Linked DNA regions of Homo sapiens: region 2 is linked to region 1. The links are chromatin contacts, found by Hi-C or POLR2A ChIA-PET in ENCODE. All regions are on one chromosome and are shown on one strand. The core of a region is the stretch at or near the end of the contact, and the rest is flanking DNA. Distances in the headings are between cores, read along the strand shown.

Region 1 (4,917 bases), core at 1,070-3,569:
CAGCCTCCTGAGTAGCTGGGATTACAGGTGTGCACCACCACGCCCAGCTAATTTTTATATTTTTAGTAGAGACATGGTTTCACCATCTTGGCCAGACTGGTCTCGAACTCCTGACTTCAAGTGATCCACTCACCTTGGCCTCCCAAAGTGCTGGGATTACAGGTGTGAGCCACTCCACCCAGCTGATCTGCTTTTAAATGCACTTATTAGCTTGCCCCTTTTCTAGGGTAGAAAAAATCTTGTGTTTTCTGATGCGACCCACTGGGTCGCATCAGAATTACCTAGGAAGCTTATTTTTCAAATACAATACTGAGAGCCATTGGATTGGAGGGGTGGCTGGCGGAGGTATTTTGGAGTAGCTTCCCAGAGGACTCTGATTCTCCACTGCCCCTATCACTTTGAGAATTACTGTTGTTCTAGAAGCTTAAAAGGATTGAAATGGATATTAGCTGCCTTATCATGAACTCTTAACCCACTTTACAGGGATGGGAGGGGCCATGATTCAGTGACTTTAACAATTCCAGTGGCCAGTCCCCAGACTGACAGGTTATCGACTCTTGGGGCAATAGAGTGGGATCTCTAAGTTCAGGAGGTAAGAAAACAGCAGCAGCGGTGTTTATCACTAGAGGCATGAGGAGAACTAATTTCTAAAAAGCACTGGAGAACTATACTGTAAAAAAGATCTGGGGTGCTATGATGCAAGGAAGGAAGTATTACTTGGTTGGGGCTGGAAAAATAAAGCAATTATAGTAAAAAAACTAAAAAAAAAAAAAAGTCTAGATCCCGGCTTCTTGACAGTGTGGTCTGAGAAGCAACAGCATCGCTGGCAGCTTGTTACAAATGCAGAGTCCTGGGCCCTGCCACAATCTGCATTTTTAATAAGAGCCTCGAGTGTTTTTTATGTGCTCATTAAAGTTTAAGCAGCACTGGTCCATATCACGGCGAGGAGATCCAGACCATCAGAGGGTAGGCTCCCTGGCACAGCTGACGCATTTTTGAATACTTTGATACAGCACAGTGTACCTGAAAAGATACTGCATTTTTGAAAATTAAGTGCTATAAATACTGGAGAAAGACCTCTTTTTTTAAACTGCGGGGAGGTTTCTCATAAGCCAAATTTCTTTTGACTAGAAGCATTTTCTGGGGAGTAAAGTACCAGGCTTCCTTAAAGTGAGGCGGAGCCACGTTAAAAATGTGCGGTAGAACTCAGCCTTGGCCAAGTCGACCGTTCACCAGCTGGGTCAAGTCTGGAGCCTCCTAGGTCCCTTGGCAGTTCCGAGCTACCAGCATGAGCTTTTACAGGAAGTTGAGTTGGCTGCTGTTCTGCCCCACAGAGCAGCTGAGTCTTTTTTTTTTTTTTTTTTTTTTTTGATGAGTTTCACTCTTGCCGCCCAGGCTGGAGTGCAGTGGGGCGATCTCGGCTCATTGCAACCTCTGCCTCCAAGGTTCAAGCGATTCTCCTGCCTCAGCCTGCCGAGTAGCTTGGATTACAGGCGCCCGTCACCACACTCGGCTAATTTTTGTATTTTTAGTAGAGACGGGGTTTTCACCATGTTGGCCAGGCTGGTCTCGAACTTCTGACCTCAGGGGATCCGCCCGCCTCAGCCTCCCAAAGCGCTGGGATTACAGGCGTGAGCCACAGCTACCGACTCTGAGTTGAGTCTTTAACGCCGAAGATGCAGAAAGGAGACTTGACAAAACTATTTTCGGGGAGTGTGGCCGCGGAATTCGGTGAGGGTGCTATACCGGGAGAGAGTAGTAGCAACGGCTCATTCACTGTGAAGCCCCTAAGTGACCTTAGACCTCTGACCCCGCGCCTCACTCGGCGCTTCCGCGCGCAGCTTCCGCTCCCGCCCCTCCGACGAAAGGCTGGGCCAAAGGTGGGGGGGTGGGGCTCTGAGGTCGGCAGTTAGGGGCGGTGCCCGCTGGGGGCGGGTCTCGCGAGGGGCAGGATTCGAGGAGGCACTCGAGCATTGGGCACCAGGTAGAGGCGGGGCCTAGTGCTGGGCTGGGTTGGGCGGGGCAGGGAGTTCGTAGCCGCCTCTGGGTAACTCGACTCGGGCGGCCAAACCTCCGGAGGCCGGGGACGGAAGGCGGGCCCGCAGCAGATCCTGGATCCGGAATCTCCCGGGCAGGAGCGGAATCTGTCCCGAACCGGGTCTGTGAGGAACTCGCGAACTTGGATTAGGAAATCCCGGAGCCCGGATCGACAAATCCCGGAACCCGGAATTAAGATCGCCAAGTCCCGGATCGCGGAGCACAGAGCACGGAGTGGACTCGACGCGGAGCCCGGAGTCCGGATCGCGGCACCGCGGGACGGGACGGAGCGATGTCGGGCCGAGGCGCGGGCGGGTTCCCGCTGCCCCCGCTAAGCCCTGGCGGCGGCGCCGTGGCTGCGGCCCTGGGAGCGCCGCCTCCCCCCGCGGGACCCGGCATGCTGCCCGGACCGGCGCTCCGGGGACCGGGTCCGGCAGGAGGCGTGGGGGGCCCCGGGGCCGCCGCCTTCCGCCCCATGGGCCCCGCGGGCCCCGCGGCGCAGTACCAGGTGAGCAAGGAGGACGCGAGCGGACGGGGGCGAGAGGCGCTGCGAGGGCGCCCGGGCCGGCGGCTGAAGGGGCCTCGAGTGAGGGCCCTGGGGAATGCATGAGGAACTCCGGGAGACGGTGGAGGGCGGGCCGGGACCCTCGGGCTGCGGCGGGTCGCGGTGGAGAAGTGGGAAGGGGAAGCAGGTTCTGCAGCGGAGGGCTGGAAGCAGCTGGGAGGCCTGGGGGCTTCCGCGGCACAGGGATTCCGAGTGACTGGGAGATGGAGGAGTTTGGGGAGCCAGTGAATTGTGGCGGGTGGGTTGAGAAGTCTAGGGTAGGAGGGCTGGAAAGTGATGAGAAAGTTTGGGAAAGGGCCCTCGCTGAGAAACCGGGGTTACCCTGCATCGGCCTTGGTCCCAGTCCAAGTCTGCCCTGTTTTTTCTGATTGGGAACTGGCGGAGCTCTAGCGTGTCTGAGATGGCTCCCGGCTGCTAATAAGGAGGAAGGAGCCTGGCTTCCCACGGGCACGGGACGCTGAGGCTAGGGCCAGGGGATTCCAGCTTGTGCACGGGCGGACTTTACTCCTGAGGCAGGGCCAGGCGCCTTCGCTGGGAGGACTCCAGCTTAGACCAGAGACGGTGGTGGCCTGGCCTGAGGGGAGGCCCAGCCCAGTCACAGGCCGGCTCTCTTCTGGGCTTTCTGCCTCCTGTCATCGTGTCCGGGAGTTGATTAGTCTGGACGTGCAGAGTGGAGCCCTGCTGGTCTGGGGCCGGAGGAGTCTGCGAGAGTTGCTTCAAAGAGTGCTGTCCTGACCCCTTTGGGGTTTTGAGAGCTGCTCAGATTGCAGCTTCAAAAGCCCTTGCAAAGCAGCGACTTCTGCTCAGTGTGTGAGGACCTCAGCCTGACCCTGCCAGTGCTCTAGTCTGCTGTTCAGGTTGCCCCAGAGGGCTTGGAAACTGTGCCCATCTGCCTTGTCACCCTCTCTGCATTTTTATTTGGCCTTCAGGTTCTAACTCCACCACGTCCGAAGCCATGTGCCCAAGCATTTGACACTGGCTTCTTGCTCATCTACGGGTTTGCTGTGGGCTTCCTCTGTTTTCGACTCATGTCTCCAGGCAGAGGTCCTTAGGGATCCTCGTGGAGTATACACAGCCTACCTGCCCCACTGGGCCCTCACTTCTAAGGAGATGGCTTAACTAGGGACAGTGACTGGATTTTTTTTTCCTTCTTACTCCTCATTCTTCCTCCTTTCTCAAGAGAAAAGAGAGTCTGGGTATGGGCAGAGACAGACCTGGTCCCAGGGATTCCAGCTGGGGCTCATCTCTCCCACCTTGCTGTCCCCGTTGGGGATTCATGGGCCCAGGGTGTTGCTGAGGGCTCCCTGCATCATTCATTGTAGCCCTTGGGCCTGCCCACTGAGACCTGGCCTGGGCACCATCTGTGGGCCTTTGGCCTTGGAAGGACCTGGAACAGACAAGCCGCTCCAGTTTCCTTGGCATGCAAGCCATAGGAAATGTGCCCTTGGGACAGCCCCTGAGAGGATGGATTCCACATGTTTTGGTGGGGGGTGGCCTTGGGCCTGTGGCAAGGCCAAGCTGGCTGGCTGGTTAGGCCTGGGCTGCTAGCTGTGCGGAAGTAGGAGATGGCCCTGAGTCTGGGTTTCCCATCCCACTAGCTTTCCTCCTCCTGGCAGGAGAGGTAGATGGGAAGGAGAACCCAGCCAGCTAACTTTGGCTGAGTTTGAAGAGGATCCTATTTGCCTTCTTTCCAAGTCCAGTTGTATGACTGCCAGGAGAAGGGACTTGAGATCTGGGAAACAAAGGGGTTCCTGTCTGTTAGGGCTCATGAGATGCACTTGAAAAGTGAGAATTTGAGGCCCAAGCTGAGCAAATAGTTGAAAGAAGGGAAGTGATGACCTCCCTTCCTCCAGAGGGTGGTTCTAGCTGTGGATCACAGTTAACAGAGGAACCTAAAAAAAGAAAAAGAAAAGAAAAAAACCTCCAGGGCAGGATATGGTGGGCTCACACCTGTAATCCTAGCACTTTGGGAGGCCCAGACAGAAGGATTACTTGAGACCAGGAGTTCAAGACCAGCCTAAGCAACATAGTGAGACCATCATCTCTTAAAAAAAAAAAAAAAAATTTAGCCAAGCATGGTGGTGTGCGCTTATGGTCCCAGCTACTCAGGATGCTGTGGCAGGAGGATTGCTTGAGTCCAGGAGTTCAAGGCTGCATTGAGCTATGATCCTGCCACTGCACTCCAGCCTGGGCAACAAAATAACAAAAACCTCAGATTGCTGGGTTCACTCCAGAGAGTTCAAAAAGTTCAAAAAAAAAATTTTTTTTTTTCTGATACGGAGTCTCACTCTGTCGCCCAGGCTGGAGTGCAGTGA
Region 2 (4,591 bases), core at 1,361-3,860, 560 kb before region 1:
AAGCAGGATTGCTCTTGGCCCCTCAAGGCCAAACTAATGAAACTGTGCTACGTGCAACTGATGCAGGGCAGGTGAACTCCAGAATTGGGGCTTAGCCTGGCAGGGTTCTTGGCTTTGCCCAGGAAAGAATTCAAGGGCAAGCTAGGGGAGCCGGTGGTGTTAGACAGCAACTTTTATTGAAGCGGCAGTGCACAGCAGCAGCAGACAGACTGCTCCTTGTGGAGCAGGGCTACCCTATAGGCAGTGTGCCCAGAGCACCAGCTCAGGGCAGTTCTGCATCATATGTGTGCCCATCTAGTTATATGCAAATTAAGGGCCAGACTATACAGAAATTTCTAGAAAAAGGGTGGTAACTTCTGGGTTGTCAGGTCATTGCCATGGAAAGGGGTGGTAACTTCCGGTGTTGTCATGGTAACGGTAAACTGACACGGCACACTGGTGGGCGTGTCTTATGGAAAGCTGCTTTCTCTCAGTCCCTGTTTAGCTAGTCTTCAATTTGGTCCAGTGTCCAAGCCCTACCTTTGGAGTTGAGTTCCGCCGCCTACCTCAGAACATTTGTAGAGCCATTTAAAAAGGAAAACTCTCTAATGTGACCCTTTGTAGATCCACTTTATGTCTGATAAGGAAAGGTTGGAATTCTTTCTGCTGTGTAGGCACAGGTTCAGGGCCACACAGCCCTTCCCTTCTTTGAACACCGGATTAGTGCATCAGGGAGCCCCGGCGTGGTGGATTCAGGCTCAAACACTGGAAACAGTCCAGCAAAACCTTGACCTATAGAGAGTGAAGGGCACAGGGCCAGGGGAGGGGAGCTCTTTGCGGACACAGAGTGACTTCTTTCTCTAACCTGCCTTTTGGGTTTCCTTGGCTTTTCCTTCCTCCTCCTCTCGGATGAACTTGTGAGAATGAAGGTGCATGTCTGTGGCCCATGCTGGGTCCTCCAGGCATGGTGGGCTCTGGGAGGGCCATGGCTGAGGAGCCCAAGGAAGCCAGGCCCGTTGCTTTCTCACCTGAGGATTCGTCTCAGAACCATGACACAGTCAAATGAGAACAGAAACCCCACTCTAAGGCCGGGGGCAGTGGCTCAGGCCTGTAATCCCAGCACTTTTTTGGGAGGCCAAGGTGGGTGGATCACTTGAGGTCAGGAGTTCGAGACCAGCCTGGCCAACATGGCAAAACCCCATCTCTACTAAAAATACAAAAAATTAGCTGGGCATGGTGGTGTATGCCTGTAATCCCAGCTACTCGGGAGGCTGAGGCACGAGAATCGCCTAAACCCAGGAGGTGGAGGTTGCAGTGAGCCAAGATTGTGCCACTGCACTCCAACCTGGGTGACAGATCCAGACCCTATCTCAAAAAAAAAAAAAAAAAGAAAAAAGAAAAGAAAGAAATCCCACTTCAAATCTCTACTAGAGGTTGCTTGAAGGTTGCTGGAAGGGAGATGTGAGAGCAGACTTACACCACTCTGCACAGAGAAAAACCCATGAAAAACTTGTGTCTCCCTCAGAGTCATGGTAGTGGCCCCAGCGTCCCTGACACCCCTCCCAAAGTCAACCAGTCAGTCTCTCCCTGTTTCCCTCACCCCCAGATCAGCTCCTTTCTGCCTCATCCTGGGCCTTCATCCTTCTGTTGTCCCCAGACGACCCCACCGCCCCTGGGGATAGACTAGGCTGCATTTTGCTTTTCTTTCTGTTTTTGGGGTCCCTGTCATTCTAAAGTTTGTCCAGCCAATCTGCTTAGGTTTCCACAGTGGGAACACAGACACCTTTTTTTTTTTGAGACGGAGTCTCCCTCCGTCACCCAGGCTGGAGTGCAGTGGTGCAATCTTGGCTCACTGCAACCTCCGCCTCCTGGGTTCAAGTGATTCAGCCTCTTGAATAGCTGCGACTACAGGCTTGTGCCACCACGCACGGCTAATTTTTGTATTTTTAGTAGACATGGGGTTTCACCATGTTGGTCAGGCTGGTCTCGAACTCCTGATCTCAAGTGATCCGGCCACCTCAGCCTCCCAAAGTGTTGGGATTACAGGTGTGAGCCACCGTGCCCGGCCAGATGCTGTTTTTTTATGTTGTCTGGGCAGTCATTTGTGCGCTCCATGAACAGTTGCATGGTCCTTTTTAGCATCAGACTAGAGCTATGATTCCCAGCCCACAGTGACAGAGGCCACCTAGCCACCTTTGCAATGGCAACCACATTGACGATGACAGTCTTCCTTCCTTTTCCTTTGTCTTCAGCTGTGGCAATCAGCGGGACACTGCTCTGACCCCTGGCATTGGTTTTGACAAATACTTGGCTCCTTGTTAGCTTTATTAATAAGATGAAGAGATATTTGACAGCTACATTCTCCCCCTAAAAGAAGAAGGAGTGGCCCACATGGCTTCTGGAGTTCTTGGGAACTGACACAAAACTTGCCTCTTGGTGGAGGCTGGGTTTGCCTCAGGTGGGCCCAGAGGAGACTCCGCAGCTTTAGGAATCACCTCCCTCTCTCTCAGCTGGCTTTTTCTTTTTTCTTTTTTTGACAGAGTCTCGCTCTGTGGCCCAGGCTGGAGTGTGGTGGTGCAATCTCGGCTCGCTGCAACTTCCGCCTCCCAGGTTTACTCGATTCTCTTGCCTCAGCCCTCTGAGTAGCTGAAACTACAGGCGCATGCCACCACGCCTGGCTAATTTTTGTATTTTTAGTATAGACGGGGTTTCACCATGTTGGCCAAGTTGGTCTCAAACTCCTGACCTCAAGTGATCCACCTGCTTCAGCCTCCCAAAGTGCTGGGATTACAGGCATGAGCCACTGCGCCTGACCTTTTTGTATTTTTTTAATAGAGACAGGGTTTCGCCATGTTGCCCAGGCTAGTCTCAAACCCCTGGCCTCAGGTGATCCGCCTGCTGTGGCCTCCCAAAGTGCTGGGATTACAGACATGAGCCACCATGCCCAGTCTCATCTGGCCTTTTAAAACATTTGCAAAACTTTCCTTACCTGCTGTGTTGCACAGTTCTGGCTGAAATATACCTCCCTATAATTTCCACCGAAAGTGGAAAAAAGTCTAGTTCTTCTTTCATATAAAACAATGCAATTATTTAGGCTGTGCAGGATCGGGGTGTCAGGTACTTTTCAGGTCTGAGGTGAGGCCGTGGGCAGGGCAGCTTCTACCCACCTCATCTCAACTCTCCCTTTTCTTGCTCAGTGTCACATGTAGGACCAGTTACATAATTTGTGGGTCTAGTGCAAATGAAAATTCAAAATTATCAGGAATTTCAAGGTGGCGACAGCAAGGCATCAAACCAAGCATGGCAGCTTCTGAGCACAGGGCCCCTGTGACGGCACGGGTCACACATCTATGAAGCTGGCTCTGGTCTCATGACTCATGTGTGTCAGGTCAGGGACTGGGTCTGAGCCTTCTGCCCAGAAAGGTGCTGTAAAAGGTCAGTCACAGAAGCCTTGTAGCAAGCCAGGCAGACACAGGCAGGCAGATGTGGTGCTGGGAACTTGGTTGATGTTTCACCTCCTGGCCCTCAGCTCCCCATCTGTAATATGGGTCATGATACCCCTGTGGTAGGCTGCTGATGACCCCCAAGGATATCAGGCCCTGACCCCTGGAACCTGTGAATGTTGCCCTATATGGTGTCTTAGTTTGTTTGGACTGGGTGCCTTAGAAACAACAAAAATGGGCCGGGCGCGGTGGCTCACGCCTGTAATCCCAGCACTTTGGGAGGCTGAGGCAGGTGGATCACCTGAGGTTGGGAGTTCAAGATCAGCTTGACCAACACAGAGAAACCCCATCTCTACTAAAAACACAAAATTAGCCAGGCATGGTGGCTCATGCCTGTAATCCCAGTTACTCAGCTGGCTGAGGCAGGAGAATCGCTTGAACCCGGGAGGCGGAGGTTTCAATGAGCTGAAATTGTGCCATTGCACTCCAGCCTGGGCAACAAGAATGAGACTCCATCTCAAAAAAAAAAAAAAAAAAGAAACAACAAAAATGTATTTCTCACAGTTCTGGAGTTTGGGAAGTCCAGCATCAAAGCTCCAGCAGCTCCAGTGTCTGGTGAGGCCTACTTCCTCATTTATAGATGGCTGTCTCTCTGCTGTGTCCTCACATGATGGAAAGGACTAGGGAATTCTTTTCTTGCCTTTTTTTTTTTTTTTTCTGTTTTGAGAAGGAGTCTTGCCCTGTCACCCGGGCTGGAGTGCAGTGGCGCGGTCTCGGCTGACCACAACCTTTGCCTCCTGGGTTCAAGTGATTCTCGTGCCTCAGCCTCCCAAGTAACTGAGGCTACAGGCGCGCCACCATGCCAGCTAATTTTTGTATTTTTAGTAGAGATAGGATTTTGCTACGTTGTCCAGGCTGGTCTCAAACTCGTGGCCTCACGTCGATCTGCCCACCTTGGCCACCCAAAGTGCTGGGATTACAGGCGTGAGCCACCGCACCGGGCCTAGGGATTTTCTTATGGTCCCTTTCATAAGGGCACCAGTCCCATTCATGAGGCCTCCACCCTCATGACATAACCACCTCCAAAGGCTCCACCTGCAAGTACTATCACACTGGGGAGTTGGTTCCAACATGTGAATTGTCGCGGGGATGCAAACATTCAGTTTGTA

The links. Hi-C counts contacts between places; a loop is a spot of excess contacts on that map. ChIA-PET counts read pairs that join two places held with the same protein, here RNA polymerase II (POLR2A). Pooled maps may share reads with other maps.
Region 2: POLR2A ChIA-PET joins it to region 1 with 10 read pairs in activated B cell. The contact joins the enhancer-like site here to the promoter of SMARCD2 in region 1. A Hi-C loop is called at or near these places in 1 of 50 pooled maps. POLR2A ChIA-PET finds 5 or more read pairs at or near these places in 2 of 52 experiments (CD4-positive, alpha-beta T cell and activated B cell).

What each region holds. Positions count from the first base shown.
Region 1 is chr17:63,840,087-63,845,003 of GRCh38, reverse strand. SMARCD2 (SWI/SNF related BAF chromatin remodeling complex subunit D2) reads left to right here and starts at 2,319. Exons shown (of 13, transcript NM_001098426.2): 1 at 2,319-2,545. The coding sequence starts at 2,330. RefSeq lists a cis regulatory region at 328-717, silencers at 1,827-1,996, 2,367-2,596 and an enhancer at 3,317-3,396.
Region 2 is chr17:64,402,815-64,407,405 of GRCh38, reverse strand. No RefSeq gene overlaps it. Among named protein-coding and RNA genes, the nearest start is that of PECAM1, 14 kb to the right of the region's middle. RefSeq lists enhancers at 2,439-2,518, 2,629-2,738. Within about 2 kb of position 2,610, at least 6 of the 41 ENCODE cell types and tissues checked have a DNase peak (open chromatin) inside an H3K27ac peak, as active enhancers do.